Regions from separate parts of the Mus musculus genome. Here regions 2 and 3 are each linked to region 1. Evidence: chromatin loops called from intact Hi-C (ENCODE). Cell type or tissue: left cerebral cortex. All regions are shown on one strand. Each heading gives the region's core, and the rest is flanking DNA. Links, peaks and the distances in the headings are about the cores only.

Evidence for each region. Peaks named below come from ENCODE experiments on the same cell type or tissue, not always from the same donor. Only the 100,000 strongest peaks of a DNase experiment are listed, where the experiment ranks them.
Region 2: a loop joins it to region 1, with 2.1 times the contacts of the local background. A loop is called at or near these places in 2 of 42 quality-filtered maps.
Region 3: a loop joins it to region 1, with 3 times the contacts of the local background. A loop is called at or near these places in 3 of 42 quality-filtered maps.

Annotation. Positions count from the first base shown.
Region 1 is chr2:69,970,077-69,980,500 of GRCm38, forward strand. It overlaps Ubr3 (ubiquitin protein ligase E3 component n-recognin 3), which reads left to right. Exons shown (of 39, transcript NM_177783.6): 21 at 61-165; 22 at 984-1,157; 23 at 3,073-3,533; 24 at 7,643-7,731; 25 at 9,243-9,392. Among named protein-coding and RNA genes, the nearest start is that of Myo3b, 64 kb to the right of the region's middle. In left cerebral cortex, for the core only: no CTCF peak of the experiment used is centred there; a DNase peak (open chromatin) is centred at 5,006; H3K27ac peaks cover 569 bases.
Region 2 is chr2:69,749,879-69,760,302 of GRCm38, forward strand. It overlaps Ppig (peptidyl-prolyl isomerase G (cyclophilin G)), which reads left to right. Exons shown (of 14, transcript NM_001081086.1): 14 at 1-4,181. The coding sequence ends at 504. It overlaps Ccdc173 (coiled-coil domain containing 173), which reads right to left. Exons shown (of 9, transcript NM_001077684.1): 9 at 8,179-8,587. The coding sequence ends at 8,243. Among named protein-coding and RNA genes, the nearest start is that of Ppig, 32 kb to the left of the region's middle. In left cerebral cortex, for the core only: no CTCF peak of the experiment used is centred there; a DNase peak (open chromatin) is centred at 5,417.
Region 3 is chr2:69,730,809-69,741,232 of GRCm38, forward strand. Ppig (peptidyl-prolyl isomerase G (cyclophilin G)) reads left to right here. Exons shown (of 14, transcript NM_001081086.1): 2 at 938-1,005; 3 at 1,389-1,466; 4 at 1,572-1,646; 5 at 2,010-2,117; 6 at 2,381-2,425; 7 at 3,483-3,570; 8 at 5,060-5,089; 9 at 5,181-5,320. The coding sequence starts at 1,406. Among named protein-coding and RNA genes, the nearest start is that of Ppig, 13 kb to the left of the region's middle. In left cerebral cortex, for the core only: no CTCF peak of the experiment used is centred there; no DNase peak of the experiment used is centred there.

The DNA of each region.
Region 1 (10,424 bases), core at 1,183-9,182:
TTTGGATCTTTAAATGAAATATATTTTGTAGAAACTGAGTTGTTTTTATTTTTTTTAAAGATTCTGATGGATCATCAAAATCTGTCTGAGCATGTGCTGTGCATGGTCTTGTACCTGATTGAGTTAGGCCTGGAGAACTCTGCTGACGATGACTCCGAGGAAGAGGTAAGCACTGTGTCTTCTCTTAGGGCAGCTGCCTGGGCAGGTTTCTCTGGAACTCACCCTGTAGTCCAGGCTGGGCTTACACTCAAAGATCCACCTTTTCCTGCCTCTTGAGTGCTGGGACTAAATGTGTACACTACTATTTTTTATGTATATTGTTATTTGCCTTCATTCTTATCTGTACAGCATTTATACATAATACCTTTGGAGGCCAGAAGTAGGCTTCAGATTCTCTGGAACTGGAGTTACAGATGTTTGTGAGCTGCCAAGTGGATGCTGGGAACTGAACCTGGATCTTCTGGAGGAGCACACTGTGCTCTTAGCCACTGAGCTAGCTTTCCAACCCCTATGTTTAGATTTTTAATTCTTAAATCTGAAGAAGTGATAAGAAGGCCCTATATATTAATTTATTTAGTGAGTATGGATGTGCACCATGATGCACATGCTCAGCTTGCAGGAGTTTCTCTCCTTGTACCATATGGGACCTGGGGATTTAACTCATGTCGTAAGGCCTGACTGATAGTGTACTCGCTGAGCCTACTCTCTGGCCTAAAAAGGCTTTATTCTTAAGATACATATGGTCCTTTAAAACTTCCCTTGACATTTATGGAATTACTTTATGCATAAAACTGTTGAAATTTATCATTTCAATGAAAAAAATTAAAGAAAGCTATTTATTTATTTTTGGTGTTATAGTGGGAACACAAATTATGGATTCTGGGGAGTGTATGCACAATTATGGATTCTGGGGAGTGTATGCACATGTGAGCACTTATTTTCTTGTCATTCATTCATTCATTCATTCATTACATATGTCTTAGGTATCAATGGGTGGACCAGAGCGTTGTCATGACAGTTGGTTCCCTGGCAGTAACTTGGTATCAAACATGAGGCACTTTATAAATTATGTTAGAGTGCGAGTCCCAGAGACGGCTCCTGAGTTGAAAAGGGATCCCCTCGCCAGCACGAGCTCTGACGCTTTGGACTCTTTACAAGTAAGTTTAAAAGTGACGGGGATGAAAACGGAGAGGTTTTCCTTACATTGAGAAATGCTTAGATGCATTCAGAAGAAAACATTGTTAGGGGAGCTTTAGATTATCATTTATTTCTTGACATGTCTGAGCACTGTTGCCTTAACCAGTCTTTTTCCTTCAACCTGCTAGAATTCCCGACGGCCTAAAGTTCTTCAAAGAGAGGTAGATGTGTATGGTATTTGCATTAACTAGCAACATGGCTAATTGGAAATGAGGAAACAACCACTGAAGTATTTGTGTGTGTTTGTGTGTGATTAATATCATTACATTGAAAAAGAGTTCTTAAAATTAGTATTTTTTACTTTTAATAAAGTTACTTATATTTAATTTTAAATAAATTTATGTTATTGATCAAAAATGCAGAGTAGTTAGTAGTAAATTTTTCATTTTAATGTTAAAAGTGTTCTGGACCAGTTATAGGTGGGCCGTTTGGATCTACTTACAATTGTCTTACTAACATCTTAAAAATGACTTGACTATTCCTAAGTCAAAATAAATGTAATTGCTGGCAGCATGCCCATTAAAAATAATTTTTCCTTTTGCTTCTGTGGCAATTAACTAATTCAACAGGCCCATAACTTGTATTTTGTCTGTTGTGTTTTGGGACTCATTGTGAAAGCCAGCTCTTTGCATGATGCGTAAGTAATCTTTAAGATAAAGGGAGAAGCGGAGCTGCAGAGAAGACTCAGCAGTTAAGGGCCTGTCACACCTTCCAGGGGAACTGGGCTCAATTCCCAGCACCCACATGGTGGCTCACAACCGTCTGTAACTCCAGTCCCAAGCATCGGGCATGCATGTGATACACAGACATACATGTGGCCAAAATGCTCATGTACATAAAATAAATAAAATTAAAAAGAAAAAATGACATGCCAGATAATTAAGTAGTTTTTTTCCCTTTAAACCAGGTATCATGTGAATAGAGAGAGCTGAATTAGATATTTCTTGTAGTTAAGTCTACTTGTTAGAATATTTCTTACATTTGACATGTTTTTGTTGTGAACACCGGAAAGGATTTTAATTAAAAACTTGGAACCTCTATCAGAGGCTCTTTTTATTCTAATGTTGTAGAGTATTTTAAAAACATTCAAAGTTAAAATTTTATACTGAAACTTGGCTTACAAATGCATGCTTTTTAATGCTCATTTTAGAAAGATGAGATCCATTAAACAGATTCATATTTTAATTAAAAGATGGTTTCTAAGAGGCTTGATGTGTTTGCTTTAGCAAAAAGACTGTCTAGAAGACAAATTAGTGAGAAGAACACTTGTGCAGTGTGAAGCAAATTATTCAGTCTTTACATTTTATTTATCCTTACATTTCAGTTTTGAGACTTGTAATGTTGGTAATTTTCAAACTTTGAAGTTCCTTAGAAGTGAAAATAATATTTACTATAGATTTACTGTCTTAAAAAAAGTGAAGAAAAATGGAAAGGCTTTCTGTGTGGTAGCATCCTTCCTTCCAGAAGCTCCTGGAGTGCATGCAGGTTCCTGATGAGTGGGGCAGCGCAGCGCAGCGCACCGGCTTCCCTTACACTCAGGCTCACTTTATTTACTGGTTATTTAGTTTGTTCTTTCATTTTTTTGTTGTTGTTTTGTAATATGGCTGCAGACATGGCCTAAGCTTGCTTGTTTGTTTTCTGTGGAGCAGAGAGAGGGGTGACTGCCAGTGGCCTCCTGTCCCTTACCACTGTTCCCATAAAGTGGTCTTACATGTATTTGAGAAAGGAGCAAAGGAAACGAATGGGTTTATCTGCTAGAGAGATCTTTAGATGAAAATGTTAAGCATTCCCGTTGGAAAAATACTGTGATATATTTTTAGAATTGGTTGTTGACTAACTTCTTCATCTTTCTGTCGTTCTTATTTCTACCTGTAGAATTCTGGTACAGCTCAAGTTTTCAGCTTAGTAGCAGAGCGTAGAAAGAAATTTCAGGAGATCATCAATCGCAGCAACAGTGAAGCAAATCAGGTGGTTCGGCCCAAGATTCCAAGTAAATGGTCAGCTCCTGGTTCCTCTCCCCAGTTAACCACAGCCATTTTGGAAATTAAGGAAAGCATATTGTCTTTGCTAATAAAACTTCACCACAAACTCTCAGGAAAACAAAACTCTTACTATCCTCCATGGCTTGATGACATAGAAGTTTTAATACAACCAGAAATTCCCAAATACAATCATGGAGATGGTATAACTGCTGTAGAAAGGATTTTGCTAAAAGCTGCAGTGCAAAGCAGAATGAACAAGCGCATCATTGAGGAGATATGCAGAAAAGTGACCCCTCCTGTGCCACCCAAAAAAATCACCGCAGCGGAGAAGAAAACTCTGGACAAGGAGGAAAGGTATTGGTATTTGTAGTGTTTCTAATATGTACAGAGCAGTTGATGACTTGGATTTTCTCTTCTTCCTTCCTTCTGGGCTAATGGCCTGGTTATTTCAGTTACAGCAGCCATAGCTGCTTACTCTGTAAGGTAATGGTTGGTCATAGCTAGTGTGTGTGTCTGTGTGTGTGTGTGTGTGTGTGTGTGTGTGTGTGTGTGTGTGTGTCTGTGTGTCTGTGTGTGTGTGTGTCTGTGTGTGTGTGTGTATGTGGCGGGGGTGATTGTGTATGTGTGTGTGTGTGTGTGGGGGGGGGAATTGTGTGTGTGTGTGTTGGGGGGATGCGGAGTACTTTATGGATAAAAAGACATTGCTCATACTACTACTGCTGAGGTATCTGAGAATTCTCTTGCTGTTCAAAAAGAAGGTTTAACTTAACTTTAAATAACAAATATAAGTATTTTTGATATTTCTTTAAAAAGAATCATTTGTGTGTTTGTATGCACATGTGCTTGTATGCATGTAACACATACACCACTGTGTGCATATGGAGGTTAGAGGCCACTTTTGGAAGTCTGTTCTTTCTGTCTTTGCATCTTGTGGGTCCTGGTATTTGAACTCAGGTCATCAAGCTTAATATTAATAGCAAGCATCTTTCCTGCTTAGCTATCTCACTAGCCCTTAAGTATTTCTTAAAATGAAAATCCAATTATTTGAATTTTTGGTACTTAATTGTGTTTATTACTATATGATTATCAATTAATAGAGAAAGCAATGTTTCTTTAGATTTTCCTTTGCCAACTTGTTTCCTAATATTTTAAAGATAAAATTTTTTAATTAGATTTTTTTCAATTTATGTGTGTTTTGCCTGCATGTGTGTATGTGCATTGCGTGTATGTTTGGTACATATGGAAGTCAGAAGGGGTTATCAGGATATCGGATCCCTGGGACTGATGTTACAGAGACCACAGAGGGATGCTCCTTGTGGACTCATTACTCAGCTTCCTGCTGCTCATCTGGCTTCCACTCATTCATACACACACACACACACACACACACACACACACACACACACACACACACACACACTGCCCACGGCCACCTTCCCAGGGAGTGGGTACCTCCAGTGGGCTGGACTACCTATGTCAGTAACAATCAAGATGATTTCCCACAAACATAGCAACAGGCCAGTTGATCTGGGCAGTCCCAGAACTGAGGTTCCCATCTCAGGTGACTCGAAGCTTGGTGAAGTTGACAGTTAAAACTAAGGAGTACAGGTGGCATTAACAATGATGTATGAGGACAGAGAGGAAAAACTGTCAATCCTGTTTGGTGTTCTGAGTTCATATAAGTTTGCCAGTCCCATGTAATTTGCTAGTTGTAAAGGAGATCATCCTATGATAACTGTATAAGAAGCCATTTTAGTCACATAGATGGTTGTGTAAGAAAAATTGTTTTTAGAGACAGAAAGTATCCAGGGACTGCGGGGGTGGCAGAGTGGGTAAGTGCACTGTACAAGCTGAGAGCTGACTGCCCAGCACTGTCAAAGCTGGGTGGGCATGGCTCTGCCTGCCTGTGTGCTCACTGACCAGACTGTCTAGCTGAAACAGTGAGCTTCTGCTTCATTGAGTGCCCAGTGTCATGGGGATAAGGTGCAGACGATAGAGCAAGTCCCAAGTCCCTGTGCTGCCACCCACAGCTGCATGCTCGTGTACACACCACCCACAAAAGGGATACATGGAATAATAGTAGTATTCCTATTAGACTTGACTTTTTTTTGTTTTTTGTTTTTGTTTTTTGTTTTTTGTTTGTTTTTTTCGAGACAGGGTTTCTCTGTGTAGCCCTGGCTGTCCTGGAACTCACTTTGTAGACCAGGCTGGCCTCGAACTCAGAAATCCGCCTGCCTCTGCCTCCCGAGTGCTGGGATTAAAGGCGTGCGCCACCACACCCAGCTACGAATAGGAATTCGTAAGAACCAATGTGTAATTTAAATGGAATTTAAATTTAATGCATCTAACTAATAAAAGTGGAAAATTGAAAATGAGTTGACTTACTTCTGCTAATTTCTTTAAATTTGAGGTATTTTCTCCTGATTATATACTAAGCTGTTCTGTTTTATTTTTAATTTTTTTATTGCTTGCCAACAGTCTTAAAATATTCTTTGTAAATAGATGAGTGATAAGTGCTAAAAGAGTTATGAAATAATCCAAAGGAATAATTATTTAGAATCAGAATGCTTTTTATTCTTTGGTAATTTCAGGACTCACTTCTTCTTCTTTGCACAAAATAATCTGACCTAGAAATGTTTTTAGAGGAAACTGAGAAATTTGCTGGCTTCTGCTTCTGCTACTAGGAGACAGCCAGTCTTAGGTAGCAGTAAGTGTTTATTCTGATCTTTTAGACTTTCTTCATATGTAAACATCATAGGTTTTTTTAGAACCTCTTTACTGTCCTTTGCTGGCAGGACTTCTTGCTTTTGCCACCTCTGACAAATACTTTGGACATTATCTTGTTGGAAATCCAGATTTTATTTTATTTTCTCTCTCCCTCTGTTTTTTATTGAAAATATTTTCTTTTCTCATACAATATAGTTTCCTCTCCTTCTACTCCTCCCAGTTCTTCCCCATCTCCCCTCCACTCTGGAATCACTTCCTTTCTGTCTCTCATTAGAAAAGAACTAGTCTCTTAAGAGATAACAACCAAACAAACATGACAAAATAACCCACAATAATATGGCTAAGATGTTGAATAGAATATTTCTTTAAGTGTTTATCAGCCATTTGAGATTACTCTATTTAGAAGTCTCTGTTTAGATCTGTTTCCTATTTTTAAATTAGATTTGAGTGTTTGATATTTAGTTTCTTGAATTCTTTATATATGTTTTGGATATTAGTCCTCTTGTCAGATACAGAGTTGGTAAAAAACCTTTTCCCATTCTGTAGGCTGCCACTTTGTCCTATTGATGTTCTTTGCCTTATAGAAACTTCTCAGTTTCATGATTTACCTTTTATTAATTGTTGATCTTGGTGCCTGCTCTGTCAGTGTTCTGTTCAGAGAGTCATCTCTTTTAAGGCTCTTCTCCACTTTCTCTTTTATCAGGTTCAGCACATCTGGTTTTATGTTGAGATCTTTGATCTACTTGAGTTTGGTGTAGGGTGACAAACATGGATCTAATTTATATTCTTCTACAGGCAAACATCCAGTTTGATCAGCACTATTTGTTGAAGATGTGGTCCTTTTTCCAGTGTGTATTTCTGGCTTCTTTATCAAAACTCAGGTTTTCATATGTGTGTAGATTTATGCCTAGGTCTTCAATTTGTTTCCATTGATCAGTATGTCTGTTTTTATACTAGTATCATGCAGTTTTATTACTATAGCTCTGTAGTACAATTTGAAGTCTAGAATGACGAGAAATCCATCAATTCTTTTATTGTTCATGATTGTTTTATCTATTCTGGGTTTTTGTTTTTCCATATGAAGTTGAGAATTGTCCCTTCACAATCTGTAAAGGATTGTGTTGGGTTTTGATGGGGATTGTATTGATCTGTTGTTGCCTTCAGTAGGATGGCTATGTTTACTGTTTCTTTCCTACAGATTGATGGGCATGGAGATCTTTTTATCTTCTGATACCTTCTTCAACTTCTTTCTTGAAACACTTGAAGTTTTTTTATCATAAAAATCTTTCACATGCTTGGTTAGAGTTACCCCAAGATTTTTTATATTATTTGAGGTTACTGTGAAAGGTATTGTTTTCCTGGTTTCTTATAAAATCCATTTGTGACTTATATCAGGAAGACTACTTAGTTTTTTTAATTAATCTTGTATCCAGCCATTTGCTAAAATTAGGAATACCTTATAGAGGTTTTAGGATTTTTTTTTTTTAATGTATCTCATCGTTTCATACCGTAAAGCAGATCTTGGCTTTTATTTTGACTCACACAGACAGTAGGTTTGAGGCCGTGTGGAAGAATAGAATCAGCTCGGGAACATTGAGCTCTCACTTGAGATTTAATACAGTAAGTGGTACAGGAAATAGGTTGCTCTTGATTTGTGGCCATTTATACGTCATATGTGCCTGAAACAGTAGATTAGTTTTAAAACATCATGTATGTAAAATTGTATTTCTCTTTAGGCGACAAAAGGCTAGAGAAAGGCAGCAGAAATTGCTCGCAGAGTTTGCCTCACGACAGAAAAGCTTTATGGAAACTGCAATGGATGTTGGTAAGTCAAAAATTTTAGTTTGAAACTCTTAACAATTAGTTATTATTTATGGTGATAATTTAATCTGAATGTTTACCAGTTTAAATAGTACAGATCACTTACTGTCTTTATTTAAACAGTAGAGTAATGGAATGATCAGATTAGTGGTTTAATTATTGTGTGTGCCATTGGGGACAAGTGTGCTCATGCTGCAGTGTGCGTGAAGGTCATGCGACAACTTAGGTCAATCAGTTCTTTCCTTCTACCGCGTAGGTTCTGTCTCAGGTTATCGGGTTGGAGGCAAGTGTCCTTTCCACTGCCTGAGGTTATTATTATAGCCATTTTGTTGTTGAGCACAAGCAGTTGTTAAGGAGACTTTTGGTTCTCTATAAATCTGTCTCTCACTTATGTCAAGTCTGTCAGCAAGTATTTGATTATTTATTTTGATGGTCTTCTCTGAAGTTATCCTAAGGTCCTTACAGTGATTTTAAAAATATAATGATTAATTATTAATTAGTTAAATGTAATGCCTAGTATAATGATTTTAAAATATTTTTGAGTGCTGTCACATTAATATTTGTAAAAATCAGGTCCACTTTTTAATTCAGTTCATATTGGCATTGGGATTTTTATAATGAGAAGGAGTACCATCTTCCTATTGATATTAGAGCTATGAATAGTCTGTTTAAAAAAATATTTGTTTTTTCTCCCCCTTTCAGTCCTCTTTTTTCCTATAATAGTTCTTCTTTCAGATTATCTTTAGATAAGTTTAGAATTTTCTGCATATATGAGAAAATAGTTGATACCTTTCTGTGTCTGCTGTGTGCCTTGCTATTAATTTCTTATTGTTAGTGATATATGTAATAGTTCTGCTTTATTAATATATAATGAGGCTATCCAGTGATTTCCTTATGTAAACCTTGATGACTATTACTTGAGAGATATTACTGAAATGTAGAATTAGGAACCCCTATTATCATAGGTTATGCTACTACCAACTTTTAAAGGGTTGTCATCTTAAAAATTTCCTCTCTCCAGAACCTTTATGTAAGTGAAAAAAAAGAACCGTTTGTTCCTTAAAATGTAATGAAGATTTTCTCTTATATAGTTTTTTAAAAGATTTTTTTTATTTATGTATTTGAGTGCTCTATTTGCATGTATGCCTGCATGACAGAAGTGGGTATCAGATCCCATTACAGATGGCTATGTGTTTACTAGGACTTAAACTCAGGACCTCTGGAAGAGCAACAGCCCCTTGCATGGATATTTTTGCTTCTGTTTTTTAGTATCAATTTTTACCTGTAATTGTTAAAAAAGCAAAATATTGAATCATGTATTACTTAAAGTTGTTTTAACTAACTTCACATTTTTGGTCTTTCTTAGAGCTGACATTTTACTTAACAATGGTCTTGGTTTTATTATGATATAATTTTGTTAGTTTTTAACTTTAAAAGTATTTGAAATAGATCTTTGTGGGGAGTGCATAATGAAGAGGGACTTTCCTTTTAAGAGTTATAGCTTTCTCCCTCCAGATTCTCCTGAGAACGATATTCCTATGGAAATTACCACAGCAGAACCACAAGTTTCTGAGGCCGTGTATGACTGTGTTATTTGTGGACAGAGTGGTCCTTCTTCTGAAGACAGACCTACAGGACTGGTTGTACTGTTACAAGCATCATCAGGTGAGTTCAAAGAAACATTTTGATAGAAACATTTTAGAGAATTGCATCTATGTTAAGAGCTCATATTAGAGTTCAGTTTTCTCATTGATTTAACTGTTCTAAAATCTATAAGCGTCTTAGGTCTATCAGTGTTGCCCATTTAAATATTCTAATTACATATGGCATATCCTGCCAATTCTACTTCAGTTTCTTGGGGTTCTTGAAATAGCATGCAGAAGTAGTTCCTGACACAGCATGTAGATTGCTGTTTGCCAGTATATCTTTTAAAACATTTTAAAAATTTGTCTAAATGTCCCTGTTTTTTCTTATTTTGAGGAATTTTGAAGTAGTAATAGTTCTTAGATGATCTTGACGGATTTAGTTCTTCCTCAACAGTATGTATGAACAAATTAAGTCTGTAGAGAACTGCATATATAGATGTTTAAACCAAGTGTCAGTGTATTCTTAAGTAAAACGTGCAGGCATTTACACAGAAGCACAGAGGCAAAGGTGGAGAATGGAGTGGATAGAGGTTTATATGTTACTGAAACTAAGTAGATATTAATTCAGAATTCACTTTATAAAGTGAAGACGCTTATTCTACCCTCCAGGTAAACACAAAAACAACCTCCTCAGCAGTAGACTAATAAAAATCCATATTAAAGAAATGGGGCTGGGCAGTGCTGGCACACACCTTTAATCCCAGCACTTAGGAGGCAGAGGCAGGCGGATTTCTGAGTTCGAGGCCAGCCTGTCTACAAAGTGAGTTCCAGGACAGCCAGGACCACACAGAGAAACCCTGTCTCGAAAAACAAACAAACAAACAAACAAACACACAAAAAAATGGGAAGGGACCCAAAATCCCACACTAGAAAATTTAATTGCAAAAGAGAGCAGTAATGAATGAATTAAGGAACAAATAGCAAACAAATTGCATACTTGCATAACTAAGTTCTTTGTTAGCATTCGTTTGAAATATAATGAACTTAATTTTTTAGTTAGAAGATGGAGATTGACAGTGAATTTTAAAGATGACCATACTGTGTGCTATGA
Region 2 (10,424 bases), core at 1,090-9,089, 220 kb before region 1:
AGCAAGGAGTACCATAGATACAGAGAACAGGAGTATAGGAGAAGAGGAAGGTCACGAAGCCGGGATCGAAGAACGCCAGGACGATCGAGAAGTAAAGATAGGAGGAGAAGAAGGAGGGATTCCCGGAGCTCAGAGAGAGAAGAAAGTCAAAGTAGAAACAAAGATAAATATAGAAGCCAAGAAAGTAAGAGTTCACACAGAAAAGAAAATTCTGAGGGTGAGAAAAGAACGTACTCTAAAAGTCGTGATCATAATAGCTCAAGTAATAACAGGGAAAAAAAGGCTGATAGAGAGCAAAGTCCAGTGTCAAAAACAAAGCAAAGCAGTCAGGACAATGAAGTGAAGTCCTCCACATTAAAAAATCAAGAGGACGAAAAGACCAGATCCCCGGTGGAAAAAGAAAACCAAAAATCAAAGGGTCAAGAAAATGACCATGTACATGACAAAAATAAAAAATGTGATCATGAATCAAGCCCTGGAACAGATGAAGACAAAAGTGGATGAGTGAGTTGTGTACTCTTAATTCCTTCCTGTCTCAAATTTTCAGTTTTTAAGACTTACTGTTGAACCTCCCTTTTTTATTGTTTTCATTGTTTTGGAGTTGTTTATGTTTGTCTCCCCCCACCCCCTTTTTTTTTTTAAATGTGGACTTCATTGAGTTGATCTTTTGATAATCTGCTACCTGGATAATTTGTACTGCTAAAGTTTTAATAAACTTGAAATGAAAAGAAAAACAACACTTTGGTGTAATACTGTGTGCTATGTTAAATTCTTATGTATTCATTTTTGTGTTGCAACCGTCAATAGCAGCCTACTTTGCTTAATCAGCCATTTGGAAACAAGCTTAACTGTTGGTTGCAGTACATTGTTGTATAGGCTTGTGTTTCTTTTGATACAAATCCCTTTAGAAACCACTTGAAGTTTTGTATAGCTTTTTGGGCTTTGATTTTTCATTTATAATTCATGGGCTTAGAGCAGTTTCCTTAACTAACAGAAGCAGGATCCTTATGTGATCTTAAACCTTCATTTGATTTTACAGTTATTTGTACTTTAGTTACTTTTTTTGTGCTTTATACCTTATACTTTACAATTCCAGCTGTAGCTTGTTTCTTAATATTGTCCACGTTGCTCTGCGAGCTATAAAAATGAGGTGAGTGCTGTTTTCAGTTCATGTGCTGATTGAGCTTGAGTTGCTGTTATACAGCATTTGACAGAAATTAGACCTTGGAAGACCAGACTGTAATTTTCAATTCTTTGTTGCTTTTGGTGTGAAGAGCTGAAATTGTTGCTTTTTAAGAACATGTTATTACCTTTTTCTACAATTTAAAAAATGCATTTCTCATTAAAACATACTACTTGTGTAGATCCTTCTTAAGCTAGACAGATTCTAAAAAGCGTTAGTATTGGAAATAAGATTTCCCTATTTTGGCTATTAGCCTATATCACATTGAGTGGTAATTCTGCATGATTTGGGTTTGTTTTTTGTTTTTTTTTTTTTAAACTTGGACTAACTTCTCTGATTCTCATAGCTGTGAATATGAAATGTCAAGAAGATGCATCTTTCTATATATGTACCATGATAGGCTGTGTAGCATGTTTGTGACTCTGGTTTCTTTCTATTCAGATGGCTTTAGACCAGTTTACTGTTAACATTATTTTAACTTGGCATGTATAACATTGCCATATAAAGTAGAATAGAAAGTTGCAAAATATGATACCGTGCAGAGTTAAACACTAAACATATCCAAAGTCCATTCAGAATTTTGTGTGTTGTATTTTGCTATTTTTTTGTGATGTGTGGCCTTTTATTCTGTAATATCCTTCTAAATAAAACATTGAACATCCAGCAAACACAAAACCTGCCTCATTTGAGAAATATTTCAAAAATCCAATTAATAGTAGCCTTTAGGACGTTTTTGTACTCTAATATTTGTCAGTATAGTGTCAGCTCTTACCAAGGTAGCTTCTTGGTAAACCCACTAGCTTTTCAATGATATTTGTACTGAATAAAGTGATGCTTAATATACTTCCCATTATTGATTACTATGGTAAGATATATTTGGCATTGTAGCTGGTACAGAATGAAGAGTGCAGTGATTATAAAGCTATTTGGAACATCCTAAAGCAAATACCCACAATGGATTCTTTACAAATAGTTTTTCTTGATGGGAATAGTTAATATATACGTGATCTGTTACATGTCTTAAAAAGTTGATTATGTCTTAAATTCAGTTGTGTTTTAAAATATATCCCAAACTACCTGATCTTTAAGAAAGGAATTTCAACAAACATTTTAAAATCCATACTTTTTTTAAGTAAAATTACTTTTTTTTTCTTATCTAGAGCTTTTACTTGTTAGCATATACATTATAAACAAGAACTTTCCAGTTCTTTAGGAAAGTAAACATGGGAGAAAATTGGTAATGTCTGTAATATCCTCCAAGAGAGCAGCTCAGAGCTGAGCATTTACGGGCTCCCCCAACTCCTGCTTTGTTAGTTTGTTATTTTTTTCAATATGACAGATAATGGGGTAAATAGTTGAGAAAAGACAATCTAGATTTTTTTTTCAGAATAAATAATTAACAGCATTAATTGTACCCCAAGATTCACAGTTATCAATTGCACAAAGCCCAAATTCTTGTTCTAGTAGATTTTTAGTTATTTGTACATCATATTCCCAAAACTATTTCCCATTTCAATTTTCCCATCACATTGGCTTTCTAAGAATATCTAAATTTACAGCTAATGAATAGTTTTTAATACCCCTTGAAAGTACTTTCACTTGTTTTTATTGCTTGACTCCAAAGCTGAGGAAATTATTTCAGTATGTAAGACTTTGATGATTATTGTATGAATTATTGTTCTGGATAAGTTGTTTACCACAGAAATTGACACTACAAAGAGATCGTTAGAGAAAGTAAAGCTACTGTATTGTACTGCATTGTAGCTGATACAGAATGGTTACTTGCTGTAAAGACAAGACTGTCTGGGAACAGCTATCCAACGTTTAAAGTGCTCTTTCACTTAAAAGTTATGCTAATCTGCTAGCTTTCTTTGCCCCAGTGTGATCCAGCTGCTCACTGGCTTTGCTTGCATCCAGTGGTAGGTGTCAAACCAAGAACCTTTATGTTCTGGATAGGCACATGCTGGGGTTCTGGTATTTTGGGTAATAGTATTAACTACTGCTCCTACTTTATTTTCTAGTGACTACTTAGAGCAGTTAGTATAATTGATCCTTTGTTCCATGTGTTAATAGCTTTCATCATGGAACCTTTTACAGCAAATTTCTGTAAATTTCCCAGAAAGGACTTAGACTTAACTGATTGGTATAAAAAACTAAATGAGCATTTTTCATTCTTTTGTTTCTATTTACTGTAATTATTCCCTGTAGGGTTTATGCATTTACAGTTGACAAACTCTCTGTGTAGTTTGAGAAACTTTAATTGTAAGAATATATTTTTAAACTAATTGTTTTTAAAAATAAAGTATCCCAAGGAAACTGAGTGTTGATTGCCATTACTGCCTGCAGTGGGCTTCTCAATGTCTTGAAGGGATTCACCTGCTGTGTGACAAATAAACAACAAATCACATTCATTTAAAAAAAAAAAAAAGGCCGCACAGGCCAAAGAGGAAGAAGTGTTAAGGTTTTACTCATTTGCTCTCCCTGACTCACCCCTAGTACTGGAGGATGGAAGGGCATTCATTGGTTTGTATTTCTGTCTGGTTTTGGTTTTCTTTTATAGACAATTCCATGTTACTAAAAGCACATTCTCTGTATTTCTGCCCCACCCTCTTTGTGTGTTTATAGTATTTTTGAAAGATTGACACATAAATTGGGTATTTCTATGGAATCTTGAGGTGTGGCTGCTCTCTGTGGAAGGGGAAAGCATAATTAGGTTAATGCACTTCTTTTCCTAGCTCCACAGTCACTGTGATGTATATTTTTTTAATGGAATTTAGAAAACTTGTTTTCTCAATTGTAAAATTAGTTTAAAGATGCTGCTTCTCTTATCATTAGTCTAGTAAATGTTGAACTGTTTTCTGCAGATGGCATTTTACAAAATTTAAACTTCAAAACTGTATTAACTTTTATAGTTAAACATTGTATTAAATAAAGTATACTACAATAAACAATTTGGGATTGTGCTTTTTATTTGTCTTATTAAAAATTAGGTAACCAATAAAATTTTTGTTATATAATAGAAATGTAAATTCATTTGTATTTTGAGAAAAATAGGTAGTTGACAAAAAATGGACCAAAGTATTTACTGACTGTGGTAGCTTACACTTTAAATCTAGTACTATGGTGACAAAAGCTAGCCAGGACTGAGTAGTGAGAGCCTAGGAATCCCAGGGTTGGTAAAATGCTGCCAAGCCTGGTGATTGGAGCTGAATCCCTGGGTGGGACCCGCATGATGCAGAGAGAACTGGTCCTTTGAGCACAAGTGCTTTGACAAAAAGTAAACAAAAAAAAAAAAAAATGGAGAATTTAACCAGCAGTGATGATTTCCAAGTTTAGAACTAAATTTTTTTAAAGATTTTTTTTTTTTATGTATATGAGTACACTGTAGCTGTACAGATGGTGGTGAGCCTTCATGTGGTTGTTGGGAATTGAATTTTGGGCCTGTGCTTACTCTGGTCAAGTCCACCCTGCTCGCTCAGTCCCTGCTTGCTCCGGCCCAAAGATTTATTATACAGAAGTACACTGTAGCTGTCTTCAGACATGCCAGAAAAGGGCATCAGATCTCATTATGGGTGGTTATGAGCCACCATGTGGTTGCTGGGATTTGAACTCAGGACCCTCAGAAGAGCAGTCAGTGCTCATAACCCCTAAGCTATCTTGCTAGCCCTAGAAGTAAATTCTTGTTCAAATGTTTTAGCATAATACTTAAAGCTTGGTAGCTTTTTAATTTCAGAAAATGTTATTACCAAACTTGGGATTTATGTTACTGCATTAAAATTCTCTACTTTTTAATTACTAAATTTCCTAGTAATAGAAACAATGCAGTTTTTCTGATTTGTGAGGTGGGGGGGTTATTTTTGAATTTGATTTTGGGATTTGTCTTTGTTCCAGGCTAGCTTCAGAGACAATAGGTAGGCACAAAATTAAAGATGAGCTATCACACCCAGTTTATATGATGCAGACAATTGAACCCACAAGAAATAAATCCTGCTTCTGCCTTTCAAGTGCTTAGCCTAAAGCTATATTTTTACGACTTGTAAGACAGTATTTTGGTTTTAGTATAATTTAGATGTTTAGGGAAAATGCCCACAGTTGAGAATTAATGGTGTGTGTTAGCATGCCCAGCTGAGTTTTGGGATATATTAAACTTCACAGTGATTTGGATGAATCATCTTTCAAAATATAGATGGGTATTATCATCTCACATACACAGAACTAGTCACTGCACTGTGCAGTTTGGGTGTTATGAAGTCCTGATATATTCAAATTTTCCTATTTCTATTTTACTGGTGAATGAGACATGTGACTTTCCTCAGTGGATTATGACATCAAGTTTTGCTGTAGGGTTTATAAAAAGATAGATAAGCAGTTAAAAGCAGTATATGACTGCTATTCCAGAGGGCTTGGGCATAGTTGCCAGCACCTGGATGTGTAACTTCCAATCCCAGAGATTACAACTTCTGGCATGCAAGGGCATCAGGCACACAAGTGTTACACATACAGACAGACAAGACTGCCACACAAATTGAAATTTTTTTGCTATAAATTTTTTATCTTACACCTTTGATATTCTTTGTAGGAATCAGTCTCCAGTACATTGGCAAAAGTATGAAACATTCACAAAGCTATTACAGAGATTTGTAATAGCAAAGGACAAGAAACGACCCAAATGTGCCTTTGCCAGCTGTTGGGTGAACTATCTCACTCGTGGAGCTAAATCTGCCAGGGAGAAAAGGAAAAGCAATACACTTTTGATTTTAAAAAGAAACAGTAGGTGCTGGAGAGAGCTCAGTCTGTAAAGTGTTTTGTGCAAGCATAAGGACCTGCATTAGATAACCACCACCCATTTAAAAGCTGGCTATGGTGACATGTATTCGTGATCCAAGAACCAGGGAGAGGGGGAACGAAGACAGAAGGATGAGCCCCTGCTTTAAAAAACAAACCCATAAAACAAAAACAAGCTTTTGAGGAACATCTAAGGCTCACCTTTGGCACACAGAGAAAGGGTCATCAGTGTGGTGGTTGCCTGAATATAATTCTAGTGGTTAGGGAAACATGAGATTGGGTTTGAGACCAGCCTGAGCTACATAAGATCTTGACTCAAAAAGAAAAAAACCACATGTGCAATAACCACCACCAAGGTTAAATCCCAGCACAAACTAATTAGAGATGACCTCAATGTCACTTAGAATGCAAGTTGGTTTTTTATTGTAAGAATATGGATCTTTAGTGGGGATGCAAAGTGGTGCTAAGCTTTAGGAAGTAAGGCAGCAGGTGAGCTAGCCCACACTTGAGAGCTCTGAGACAGATGGGTGGTAGAAAGTCAAGAGCTTGAGAACCACCTGGGCTACATAGACATGTCTCAAGAACAAGAAGAGAGAAAAATTTAAAGACATCCTGGGTCTGTAGAGATGGCTCAGTGACTTGCTGCTCTTGCAATGGATCATGGTTTTGTTCCTAGTACATGGTAGTTTATTGTTGGCAACTCCAGGAAATTCAACACCCTTTTCTGGACTTTGTGGACACAAGTAATGCACATGGTACATATGCAGAATTGCAGGCAAAACATACACATGAAAATAGTTTTTTATTGTATGTGCTGTAGGAGTCTACTTATATGAGTTACTTAGCCAGATTCATTGGTGCAAAGTTGCTTACAAAAGTGGAGAGGAGGAAGGAATGGGATAATTTAATTGAGTGTAGTTTCAGTTTACAGAATAACAAGTCCAGAAATTGCAGAGCAATATTGTGGTGCTTTGAATATGCTTGGTCCATGGGAGTTGCTACAATGGCCAACAGGTGTGGCCTTGTTGGAGGCAGTGCATCACTGTGAAGGTGGGCTTTGAAGTCCTATATGCAGAAGGTCCACGTAGTGGGAAAGAGACTCTCCTAGCTGCCTAAGAAAGATAGTATCCTCCTGGCTGCCTTCCAATCAAGAAGTAGAAGTCTTGGCTCCTCCAGCACCATGACTGCATGCTGCCATGCTCCTTGCCATGATAATAGTGGACTAAACCTTTGAACCTGTAAGCCAGCCTCAATTAGATGTTTACTTTTATAAAAGTTGCCTTGGTCATTGTGTCTCTTCACAGCAATAAAACCCTAAGCAAATTTAAATATACTTAGCACTATTATAGTTAGAAGTGTATGTTCCAACTCCTGTAGTGTATGTTCTATTGTTTTTTTTTAAACCACAATGTAAAAATACTAAGGAAGGTGCAATTCATAAAAACTCCATGAACTTGTATATTAAGTAGACATAACTAGAGAATTATTTTAAGTCATTTCATGTCTAGGAGATACACTCTACACAAAAACCCGCAGAGAAGTCAAAACTATACAAAGCATTTAGTAACAATGAAGTTTTGAACAATTGAAACAACTGAATGACAAATTGAATACACACATGGGTTTCTGTTGAGGAAAGTATTCTCTCTGGTTCAGCCATAAGAACAAAGTACTGGCAACATGGTACACAACACAGAAATTCACTGAAGTCCACAGCATGGCTGCATTCTTATAGAATAACTAGTATAGGGCTGAGACAAAGCAGAGGCTGTGTGGAGGGGAAAATGGGGAGGTACTGCCCAATAGGTTCAAGGTCATGACTATACAATCCTGTGGGTGCACTTCATCCTACTGAGAACATTTTAAATGAAACTGACATTGTGTGACTGAGTATATAGCCCAGTCAATAAGGTGAGGAGCTGACTTTGACCTCAGAGCCATATTAAAGAAAACTAACGAGTGTGGTGGTACAGAGTTGTAATCCCAGAGCTGAGGAGGTAGGCATAGGCAGATCCCTAGGTCTCACTGGCCAGCCTGCTTGTTGAGTTCCAGGCCACTGAGACATCCAGCTTTCTAAAAAAGATGGATGCAGTGTAAGAAACAAGGCTGTTCTCAGGAATACACACACACACACATGTACAGGTGCTGTTATGTGTACTTAGATACTGCAAAGAATCAAACCAGGCAACACATAAGTAGTCTCTTTATTATCAGAAATTCCATTATATTTGTAGCTCATTACAGTAAATTTTATTAATCAAAATATGACCTTTTTTACCAAGTAAAACCTAGCCTTCTCTTCGACTTCTGAAAATCATTATACTTTGATCCTTGACTTTTAAAACAAGGGAGCTGGACCCCAGTGGCATCAGTTGCCTGATAGCTTGGCCTTATCCCACCTCTGCCTACAAAGGGTGGTCCACGTCCACCTCCCACTCCTTCCTGCACAGCTTTTACCATAGGGTAGGCGTATTTCTTTGTTGATTCAGATTCAAAGTTAATTACTTCTCTAGCATACTTCTCAAATTCTTTCTCCTTCTCAACTGTAAGGGCGTCAGTAAGTCTCCAATAATCTAATTCTTCTTCCTTCATTTGTTTTGCATTATATTTATTTATGGCCTATTTGGAAGAAAAATAAATTTTAATATTGGTCAAAAACATGCTTTCCAAATATCTATGTAGTTTTAAGATGCAGTTGAAATTTTATAAACTCAGTATTTTACAAATATGCTTTAACTCATCAATTCTTTTATGCTTTTAAGAATATACTCAAAGTGTAGATTAAGTATTTAAACTCAAGGCTTTATGTGATACACAGTTAAAACAACGTAACAAGATTAAAAGCATAAATTTAGGTTAAAAATAAAAAATACAGTTCTCTTTCAATCATTTACATATGTGATCTTCAGTAAGTTAAAAAGGCATATAATTATTGTTCCTGTTCATCAACATAAAACTAAAGCAACAGGGAATACCTAAGTTATATGCAACCAGTTACATTCTATTTCCCAGGAATGTGAAATTAAACAATGAGTGACATTAATCTATGAAAATGTATTCAAAACTGAGGAAATAAGTATTAGGCAATCTCTCAAATACTTTACAAAGACTTTGTCTTATAATGTTACATTAATTTATATTGGAAGATAGATATGTTTTTAATGGTTTCTCTGAAATTTTAACAAATTTCAATTTTATATTTGTAACATTTTAAGATGTGCTGAATTTCTAAATATAAGTTGTTTTTCCTGTATATGGATATATTTACTATCTATGAAAATATTTTAACAATCTAAAACTTTAACATAAGATCTGATCATTTCTACCAATTGAAATTTGAGGGAAAGGCACAAGTATATCAGTTTGAAATACCAAACTTTTTATCACTGAGTTCTAAAAGTAAGGCTTATGTTCTCTTTGCTGAATTAGCAATAAAATATCCAGAGTCAGTATCCAATAAGAACAGAAGACAGAAGAATTTAAACAATCTCACCAAGGGGTAATAAGCTAAAATGAGATGTCCTTGTTTACATATCAGAAGAAAGAAGGAAGGAAGGAAGGAAGGAGGAAGAGGAGAAGATGAAGGAGGAGGAGGAGAAGGAAAGGAGGAGGAGAGGGAGGGGGAGGGAGGAGGAGGAGGAGAAAAAGGAGGAGAAGGAGAGGGAGGAGGAGAAGAGGAAGAAGAGGAAGAAGAAGAGGAAGAAGAAGAAGAAGAAGAAGAAGAAGAAGAAGAAGAAGAAGAAGAAGAAGAAGAAGAAGAAGAAGAAGAAGAAGAAGAAGAAGAAGAAGAAGAAGAAGAAGAAGAAAATATAAAAAATAGTACTTGTCACATAATAGACACTGAATTATAAATACATTGGAGAGGCTCAAGATGTGACTCAGCAGTTAAGTGCATTGGCTCTTCCAGTGGATTAAGGTTAAGTTACAAGCACCCACAGGGTAGTTCACAACTGTCTAACTCCAGTTACAGGGTTTTCAACTCCCTATTCTGGTCTCCATAGGTACCAGTGCATGTGTGTGTGTGTGTGTGTGCGCGTGCGTGCGTGTGCGTGTGCGTGTGTGTACAGGCCCTCACACATATAAGTAACTGAATCCAGCACAAATACACACACACATTTTAAAAAATGCATCATAATCAAATAGGGTTAATCACAGGAATATACTGTTTCCATGTTTAAACTTGTTCAAGTGCTGGGAGGTAGTGGTTCAATGGATAAAATACTTGTCCTGCAAGCCTAATGACCAGAGTTTGGATCACCAAAACACAAAGAAAAGCAGGGCAGGTATGGAGGCTCCCTGTAATCTCCACACTCAGGAAGCTGAGATGGGATCCCTATCTCAGCTAAGCTAGTTGGAATCTGTAAACAGCAGGTTCAGATAGAGAACCTACCTCCAAAAATGGGAGAACAATTGAGAGAGATAGCCAACATCAACTTTGGGCCTAAGCACGCACGTG
Region 3 (10,424 bases), core at 1,136-9,135, 240 kb before region 1:
GGTATAACTCAGTGGTAGAACATGAGTACCATGTGTAAGTGAGGCAAGCACAAAGAGAGAGAGAGAGAGAGAGAGAGAGAGAGAGAGAGAGAGAGAGAGAGAGAGAGAGGAAGAAGAAGAAGAAGAAGAAGAAGAAGAAGAAGAAGAAGAAGAAGAAGAAGAAGAAGAAGAAGAAGAAGAAGAAGAAAAAGAAGAAAAAGGGAAAAGGAAGACTCTTTAGAGTGAAGAGTATAGACCTTTTAGGGTATTTCTTACTCTGTGTAACATATCACAGGCTGTTTGCTAAGGCACTTTAGTCATTTAGGTGTGATAGTTTAAATAAACGCATGTGTATTCAGTCTCTTCTGAGCAAATGAAATGGTTATTTTTGTATTCTGTTAGCTTGGCTGTTATTTAATACTTGCCAGTTTTGCTTTATCAGTTCTTCCCCTTACTGTATCATTCCCTACCAAGTCTTATTATAAATCCTTAAAATAAATGATTTACAAAAGAATGTCAAGTAAAAGGTACCTGCTGTGTGAATACAGCTACCTTCATAGTGTTTCACACATTACTATGTGCCTGTCATAGGCTGTTAGTTGCTCATGACCAGAAGTAACCTCATGTAAAATTGAATATGCTTTTGATCAGAATTCTATCTACCTTATATTAGTATCATTAAAATCCCCACCTTTCATTTCAGGTGTAGTAACATGCACCTGTCATCCCAGCAGCATTCAGGAGGCTGAGGCAGAAGGATTGCCATAAATTGTAGGCCAGCCTAGGCTATAAAGTGAGTACAAAGTTAGCCAGAGATACCTGATGAGATTTTGCCTCAGAAACAAAACCTCTTCCTTTTCTTCACAGATGATGATATATTTTTGGTTTTGTTTGGAAACTTGAATATTTTTCTTTAATATCTTATATTTTAATTAGAGCTCTCATTTTTCTTTCCTAGGAGCAAAACAATTGGCTCAGTCATTCTTGGTGGATTTTTGTTTTTTTATTGTTTCCCCCAACTTAAAGGTAATATACATGTTTTGTTCTCTAGTTTTACAGACTTAATACAGTATTCTGTATGGGGGTAGTAATCTGGTTTTGGTTGGTAAAATAGGAATTTATTATACGATAATGATGGTTCTCTTTAAGAGCACATTTACTAAAATTGGAATAATAAAAGAAGATTAACATAGTAATTACTATGCCTTAATCTTAAAGTTTTTTTCTATTTTCCTCAAAGTATAGTCTAATCTCCAAGAATCATAGTGAGTTTCCCCCTAGGAGACAAATGTAAAATAAGTTCAACAACATTTGTAATTTATGTGCAATAGATTTTGCTTTTAGACATTAATAGAAAATCTTTGCCATTTTAGTTGGCTGCCTAAAACTGTACCATATTTCACTTACAGACTGAAGTGTTGGAACCATGGGGATAAAGGTCCAGCGTCCTCGGTGTTTTTTTGACATTGCCATTAATAATCAACCTGGTAAGAATATTAATATAAATATATAAATTAATAAAATATTCTAATTAACATACTAGAATATAAAATTGTACTCAAGAAATTTAAACCTGTTACCTTCTTTTTCAGCTGGAAGAGTTGTCTTTGAATTATTTTCCGATGTATGTCCCAAAACGTGTGAGAACTTTCGCTGCCTTTGCACAGGTTTGTTTGCATTTTTCAATTGTCCTAATTTCTAGAAATACTAGCTGTGAACCCTGCATTGGGATGAAGACATATGATGTCAAAACTCAGGCTGAGTCAGGAGCATGCATTCAAGACCATTCTGGGCCACATGCAAGGGGGCCTGTAATCCCAACCCTTGGGAAGCTGAGAGGAGGACTGTGAGTGTAATGGCAGCATGAGTTACAAAGATAGACTTAGGTTCAAAAAAGTTCAAGTTAATTAAAAATAAGTACTAGTTGTAATAAGATTTTATCTGAGATTGATTTCTGTGTTCTCTAGAAGAATATGGGCTTTACTAATATTTCAGTCTTTTCATTGATCTATGACTGTTTCTTTCTCCAGGTGAAAAAGGGACAGGGAAATCAACTCAGAAGCCATTACATTATAAGAGCTGTCTCTTTCATAGAGTTGTCAAGGATTTCATGGTTCAGGGTGGTGACTTCAGTGAAGGTGAGATTTTGAGTCCTATAAAAGACACGACATATTTTTTGTTAAACATAAAGGTTTTGGGTAGTGTGTGTTGTACAGGGAAATGGAGAACAGAGGACAATTTACAAGAGTCAGTCCTCTTGTTATTGAAATTATATTGATGTCTTATAATTTGTTGTGTTCCTTTGAGTGTTATTGGTGCAGAATCATTTGTATACATACTTGATGAGAAGTATTTGACTGCGTTTACTATCCTGAGTTCTAAGAGTGTTTTTCATAACTAGGGAATGGAAGAGGAGGAGAATCTATTTATGGAGGATTCTTTGAAGGTAAAGCTTTTATATTTAATTGTTTTTAGAAATTTTACTCACTATAAATTACAGTAGGAATTAAGCATATGAATATAGAGATAACTTAATGGTTTTCATATTTTACTTTTGGTATTCAAGAGAATATTGTTTCAAATTTCTCATACATTTTTCTCACTCTAATCAAAGATTAAAAGAAAAGTTCTTATCATTGAAGTAAACAATGCTCTGATGGAGGTTCAGTTAATGAGTCTAGACTGTGATGTTTATCCCTCCATGCTCATGAGTGAAAGGGATAAAATGTAAAGAAATACATCTGGACTCTTACAATCTTGCTATTTATTTTTAGTACTGTGCTGGGGTCAAATCCAGGGCATTGTTGATGGTAGGCAAGAACTTTTAAGTATGTTAGACTGAGAGATAAGAGAGCTTGATAGCATGCTTGGAGCTCTGAGTTCAATCCTTTACACCAGGGAGGAAAAATTAGTAATAAATCTAAAATTACAGGGGTAAAAATTGGTTCATAATAGGTTCTTTCTTCCTTCATAACCTGACCTTGTTATGTTGTGTTTGACAGTAAAGAACACATCCAGCCAGGCATGGTAGCACTGAACTATAATACCAGCACTGGGGAGGTTCAGGAAGGATTTGGAGGCCAACTTAGTTTAAGTGCAAGACCCTGTCTCAAACAGGAAAATATCCATTGTGAACAAGAATGGAAAATGAATTATTTTGAGTGTGATATATATGCACATGCGTGAGCAAATGTGAGCATTTCCTCCTGTGTACAGGCTAGAGGAAGACATCAGGTGCTCTACCATTCTGCTTTACTCCTTTGAGACAGTGTCACTGAATCCAAGCCAAGCTATCAGCCAGCAAGTCCCAGCAGTTTTTCTATTACTACCTCCCACAGCACTGAGGTTACAAGTATGCAATGGTTAACATGGTTTTCTACATGAGTCCTCAATGTTTGCACAGCAAGCCTCTTAACCACTGAGCCATCTCTCCAGTCTTGAAAAATAAGTGTCTTGGAGCTTACACTTCTAATATAACTGAAAATTTTCTTCTCTTTATATAGATGAGAGTTTTGCTGTTAAACACAACAAAGAGTTTCTCTTATCAATGGCCAACAGAGGGAAGGATACAAATGGCTCTCAGTTCTTTATGTATGTATTTAAGGTTTCAAATATCCCTGCTAACTGTCCCTATTGCCTTTATAAGAGAGAGATTGTAAAATTATAGGAGAAGTAAAACAATCACTGATGGTATAGTAGAATGGTTACTAAAGTCTCAGGTGATAGAGCTTGCTGAAAAAGTAATAGGTGGCTTAAGACATTGCCATTGTCAGAGAACAAAATCGGAAATACATCCACCACATCAGGTACCATCCACTACTGTACCCAGCTTTCTATGTGGATTCTAGGGATCAAACTCAAGCTTGTACACCAAGTATTTTATCTTTAAGAGATTTTATATACCAGTATGTCTCTACGTAACCAAATACCAGGCTTCTAACTACATAGTTTTGAGGTTGACCTTGAGAATAAAAGAGAGGTAGGGGTACTTGCAAAAAATGCATTGAACAAGTGCTTTCTTTAGATTCAGGTGAGTTTGTTTTGAAAGTCTCTTGATCAGGGTCCTTGAACCCCATCTTAACTTCTCCAGTACATGTAATTATTATGCTCTTGTTTGAGGTTGACCCAGTTTAATTCAACTTTTCTTCAACACAAAATTTTATTCAATATCACAGATAACAAGCTCAAAAACCTAGAGTAGTTGAATAACATGAGTAAGCCTGTTGGAACATAGAATCTCAGCTATTAAAACCTGTGTTGAAGAAAACAGGAACACTAAGTACTAGTTACTTATTCCATAAACTAGATACTATCATTTTCAGATATTCCAGAGAGATTTGAAAATTGGATGCAGAAGTACCTACAACTACATGTTGGCAGTTAATTTCTAAAATATATGAAATTAAGTGGACTGTTTCTATTCATGTTCAGCAAATATATCTCAGAGCCATCAGACTGACTGTTCCCACCTCTCTCAATTCCTCTAAAACCCTCCACGTTAACTGTTTAAAAGGTTAGGGTGAGGCCTGAGAGATTCAGTGGTTAAGCGCACTGACTGCTCTTCCAGAGGTGCTGAGTTCAATTCTCAGCAACCACATGTTGGCTCACAACCATCTGTAATGGGATCCCATGCCCTCTTCAGATGTGTCTGAAGATAGCTACAGTGTACTTGAATTCATAAAATAAATAAAATCTTTAAAAAAAAAAAAAAAGAGGATGAAAAGCACCATTGTTAAACCCATAAGTTAGTAGAATGATTTGGTAAGTTTAGCAGTTCAATACAACAGAACATCATACAACCAGGAATATTTAATAAAAACCTAGTGACAAGTAGAAATACAAGTGGATAGAAATAACTCTAAATGTCAACTGCATGCACTCACTGTCTTCAGCAGTCAATAGGTATGGCTTTTATATTCCGAACAAGCTTTTGTAAAACTCGTATGGGAAACCCTTTGCACTCATGAGGTTCTGCTATATAAGGGTATCACATGATTTCTTATTTTCAGTACACTTTTTTTGTTTTTATAGAAGCTAACTTTGTTTTTCTGTTTTTATTTTATCTGATGAATCCCAAAAGAACAACAAAACCAACTCCTCATTTAGATGGGTAAAGATTATTTTAATATCTTACAACATACTTTATTTTGTTGTATTAGAGTAAGAAGCTTTTATTTAATAATTTTTACATGACATTTTAGGCATCATGTTGTTTTTGGGCAAGTGATCTCTGGTCAGGAAGTTGTGAGAGAGATTGAAAACCAGAAAACAGATGCCGCTAGCAAACCATTTGCTGAAGTTCGGATACTCAGTTGCGGAGAGCTGATTCCAAAGTCTAAGGGTAAGAACGGGTGCACAGTTAAGGGAACTCTTACTTGGATAAGTAGAGATTATAAATAAGCATGAGGTTTTGTGGGTTTAGATGTGTCCTGTGCTGTCAGTTTTTTCTAATTTATATGTGCTTCTGTACGTATGTGTCTGGGTCAAGCACAGCCTCACTTACGGTTCTTCAGAAGGCATGGACCATATACTGTAAGTACAATATACAATAAGAAAATTATAGTTGTGAAGAACTTTGTACAATGTTTAGCATTTGTATGTCTTCTGCAGATATTCACTACTTTCTTCAATCTCTTTTGGTGTGTGTGCATGACAAGATCTCTTTGTGTAGCCCTGGGTAAGTCCTGTACACACAGATATGTACACACACGCGCGCATGCACACACACCGCCTTCTGAGTGGTAGGATTAAAGGTATGCATCAGCATGTCCTGCTCAGCCTCTGCTTGAAATTCTAATATAGGTTACATCTGCTAGAATGTTTTGGAAACATGCCTTTATTCCAGTTCAATTGTTATGTTAGAAAATTTTACTTAGGCATAATCTTGTCCACACACAAAGTAATTGCAGAAAACCTAACTTGACTAATTACCTTTATAGGCATATACAAAAAGTGTAATTTCAGGAGCAAACTCCTGGTATTCTTCAGTGTCATTAGACTTTTTTTTTTTTTAGTCTAAGTAAAACTGAATCACAGCCGGGCACGCCTTTAATCCCAGCACTCGGGAGGTAGAGGCAGGTGGATTTCTGAGCTCGAGGCCAGCCTGGTCTACAGAGTCTACAAAACAAAAGATAAATTTCATACACTTGGTAGGAAGAATGAGCTTTTAAATCATCTTCTGAGTCAGTAAGGTGTCTTAGCAGCTATACAAGCTTGGCAGCCCAAACTTAGGCTGGAAACCACATATATAAGGAGAGAAAGAACTGACTTCATGACTTCACACATGCACTGTGACACACACTGTAATAAAATCACCTGTGGTATGCCCCTTTCTTCCTTCCTTTCTTCCTTCCGTTCTCTCTTTCTTTCTTCCTTCCTTCCTTCCTTTCTTTCTTTCTTTCTTTCTTTCTTTCTTTCTTTCTTTCTTTCTTTCTTTCTTTCTTGAGAAAGAATTCCAGTGCAAAATGAAAGTGGGAGCTGATGAGAATGAAATTTTCTTTTCTTTTCTTTTCTTTTTTTTTTTTTTTTTTTTTTTTTTGAGTTCCTTCTTTTTATTAACACATACCCAACTACTTGTCTTCTGGTTTGTTGAAGCAGTTAGGTCAGACAACACTTGCCACAGTAATGCCTGTCAAAGTGGCTTCCCATGAAAACTCCAGCACCACACTCAACAGAAGGACAACTCTCGACGAAGTCGGCTATTTTGACGTTTTGGTCCGCCTTATAGTATTTCAGCACAGCCAACTTAGACTTCTTCCTCTTATGCTTACTCTTCTTGGGAGTGGTGTAAGACTTCTTCCTTCTCTTAGCACCACCCGAAGTCTCAACACCAGATGAAGGGTGGACTCCTTAGGAATGTTGTAGTCAGACAAAGCCCGGCCATCTTCCAGCTGCTTACCAGCAAAGATCAGCCTCTGCTGATCAGGAGGAATTCCTTCCTTATCCTGGATCTTGGCCGTAACGTGATGGTTTCCCCATAAGGGTCTTCACAAAAATCTGCATCGAGGCGGTGGCTCCACCCACGATGGCAGATCGGAAAGGAGAATGAAATTTTCTTAATTATGAGATAAAGTATTTGACAAAATCAAATTACTTTGATGGATATATTATTATTATTATTATTATTTATTTTCATTTTGCTTAGAAAATAGATAGATCTGGTATTTCTTTGACTTGTATTCATTGTGAATTAATTTTCTTTAAAAGTTTAATATCTCCCACCCTTTAGTTACTAAAAGTATATATAGTAGATTTTTCAGTGTTTGTGTTTGTATATCCTCTCTGTTTTAATGGTCTTAGGTTCAGATTAATAATTGGATTAATGAGACAATATAGGTTTCTTTCCATACAAAGTTGACTAAGGTTTAAGAAAGGAGATACAGGCCGGGCAGTGGTGGCACATGCCTTTAATCCCAACACTTGGGAGGCAGAGGCAGGAGGGTTTCTGAGTTTAAGGCCAGCCTGGTCTACAGAGTGAGTTCCAGGACAGTCAGGGCTACACAGAGAAACCCTGTCTAGGAAACAACAAAACAAAACAAAAAATAAAGAAAGGAGATACAGCACAGGAAATAGCCTTTTGGAGATTTCATGATTTCTATACACAGCTTGATTATGCCCCAAGAACCTTATATTTGATATGTTTATGATCAGAGGAATGTGACTAGGTAGGCATGGGCTACCTTAGTTTGTTGAGATTTTTGCTGTAGAGGTCTCTTCAGTTTTTATAACTTGTTCCCACAAGCTGGTCTCGAGCTGCTGCATAATGAGCATGAATCATAGTCAGTGTTCAAGGTTCTTGGTCAAGAACATAGTAACTTCAGAGAGATGCTTTTTTATTTTGGATTTAATATGCTCCAATAGATACTGAGTTCAGATACACCAGTCCAGTAACAAGGAAGCCAGTGGAGTCCAAAGATGCAGATTTTTTTCTCTTTAACTTTGTTGAATTATAGAGAATACTAATACATATAATTAAGTATAATGGGCATATTTACCACCCAGTTTCAACAGTTCACACATGGACAGTTTTGTTTTACCTACCTCCAGATATTTCTCCCCCTCACAAACCTTTACTTGGAAGGCAGGGTTTGGCTATATTGCCAGACTTAAATTTCTGGATGTGGGGCTGGAGAGATGGCTCAGTAGTTAAGAGCACTGACTGTTCTTCCGGAGGTCCTGAATTCAAATCCCAGCAACCACATGGTGGCTCACAGCCATCTGTAATGAGATCTGATGCCCTCTTCTGCTGTGTGTGAAGACAGGTACAGTGTACTTATAATTATTAAATAAATCTTTTTAAAATTTTTCTGGATGTGTAAGTCATTGCACTCACCTGCTTTCTTATTTGAAGCAAATTTCAGATACAGTTTTTAAATTTCTTATTTCACGTGCATTGGTGTGAGAGTGTCAGATCCCCTGGACCCAGAGTTTCAGACAGTTGTGAGCTGCTGTGTGGATGCCAGGGATTAAACCTGGGACCTCTGGACGAGCAGCCAATATACTTAACCACTGAACCATCTCTCCAGCACTCCAGATACACATTTTATCTACAGATATTTAACTTTTCCTCCTAAGATGTGACTTGTAAAAGATAACCCGTGCTATTACATACTCCTATTGATCAAAAACTTAGCAATGTTGTGATTTCTTATTGTTTTATTAATGTTAGTCATTTTGTTGCTTGAGTCTGACTTAAGGTTTGAACATTGAAATTGGTATTAAAGTTGTTTTAATTAGTTTGTGCCAGGTATAACTGTAGTTCCAGCTACTTGGGAAGTTGAGGCATAGAATCATTTGAGGCCAGGAGCTTGCCGTATAGCTAGGTTATTTGTGATGTAGCGTTTTTTCTTAATTCTACTTTTCATAGTTTTCTGCTTCTGTTTCAAATACCTTAGTAAATCCATTTAGAAAACTGAAGAGAATCAGCTTTGTTTTGTTTTAGTCCCCCAGCCCCCATCTCCCCTCAGTCCCCATCTCCCCTCAGTCCCCATCTCCCCTCAGTCCCCATCTCCCCTCAGTCCCCATCTCCCCTCAGTCCCCATCTCCCCCAGCCCCCATCTCCCCTCAGCCCCCATCTCCCCTCAGTCCCCATCTCCCCTCAGTCCCCCATCTCCCCTCAGTCCCCCATCATTTTTTGAGACTAGGAGTCATACAGGGCTGACTGGTTTCCCCCTGCTCTGCAGTTGGTGTTCATTCAGTGCTCCGTAGGACTTTCTAAAAGACACTCCAATCGTAGTGCCTTCGTTACTTATTGCTGGAACTCTTCTGATAAGATGCAGCATCCTTTTGTTTATTGATAAAAATCATATGTAGGAAACACAGAGGGCTTATTTATATCTTAATTTACTAATACCATCATGACCTGATGAATTTAAGTCTATTTATTTACTGTTTGCTAATTTATTGAAATTCCTTTTTCTGTATATGCATGTTGACTCATTTTTGGCCCAAATAAGTATTTCAAATCCATTCTGGTTTGAGTTAGTACAACTAAATGGGTCAGGTTCTAACTTTTGAAAAATTCATATGCCCTATGTGTGATAATTTTACTTATGTTAATATATTCTTTAAAGCATCCAAGTTTCAAGACATTTTAAAAGATTATTTCTTAAGCTAAGAAGATGGCTCAGTGGGTAAATGTGCTTGCCATGAAAGTTTGCTGACCTTAGTTCAGTTCCTGTACCTACCTAAAAGTGGAACTCTACAAAATTGTCCTCTAACCATGGCACACACATCAAAGCACATGATAGTAATAATAAGATAATATTTAAGAAATTGATTGCCTATCCAGGTTTAGTGGCACACACCTTTAATCCCAGTACTCCAGAGGTAGAGGTAGGTGGATATCCAAGTTTGAGGCCAAGCTGGTCTACAGAATGAGACCAAAAGGAAAAAAAAAAGATTCCTTAACTCAAAATTTCAACTTGAGACTTTTTTGTAGAGACTTAAAAAAAAAGATTTATTTATGTATGAGTAGAGTACTCCATCTGCATGTATGTCTGCATGCCAGAAGAGGATATCAGATCCCATTAAGATGGTTTGTGAACCTCTGTGTGGTTGTTGGGAATTGACTTGGGACCTCTGGAAGAACAGCCAGTGCTTTTAACTGCCGAGCTATCTCTCCAGTTCTTTGTAGAGATTTTTAAGCATAGTTATTATTGATAAAGTACTTCTGATTATGAGAGTGTGCTTTAAGCTGTGTTTCTAATCATTAGACGAATCCTTGCTCAGTCGTGGAAGTTGAAGCTTGGTGCCAATGAAATATTCCTTCCTGTGTTGACACAGCAGTGTGTTTGGTTTGGTTTTTGTTTGTTTTCTTGTGTGCGTTTTATTTGTTTGTTTTTACCTTCAGTTTTGATATAGGAGAAGAAATGGAAAAACTATAATACTAGAATTTGGGGAATCTTAGATGTTACTCTTTGCTTTAAAATTTTCTATTCAAATGT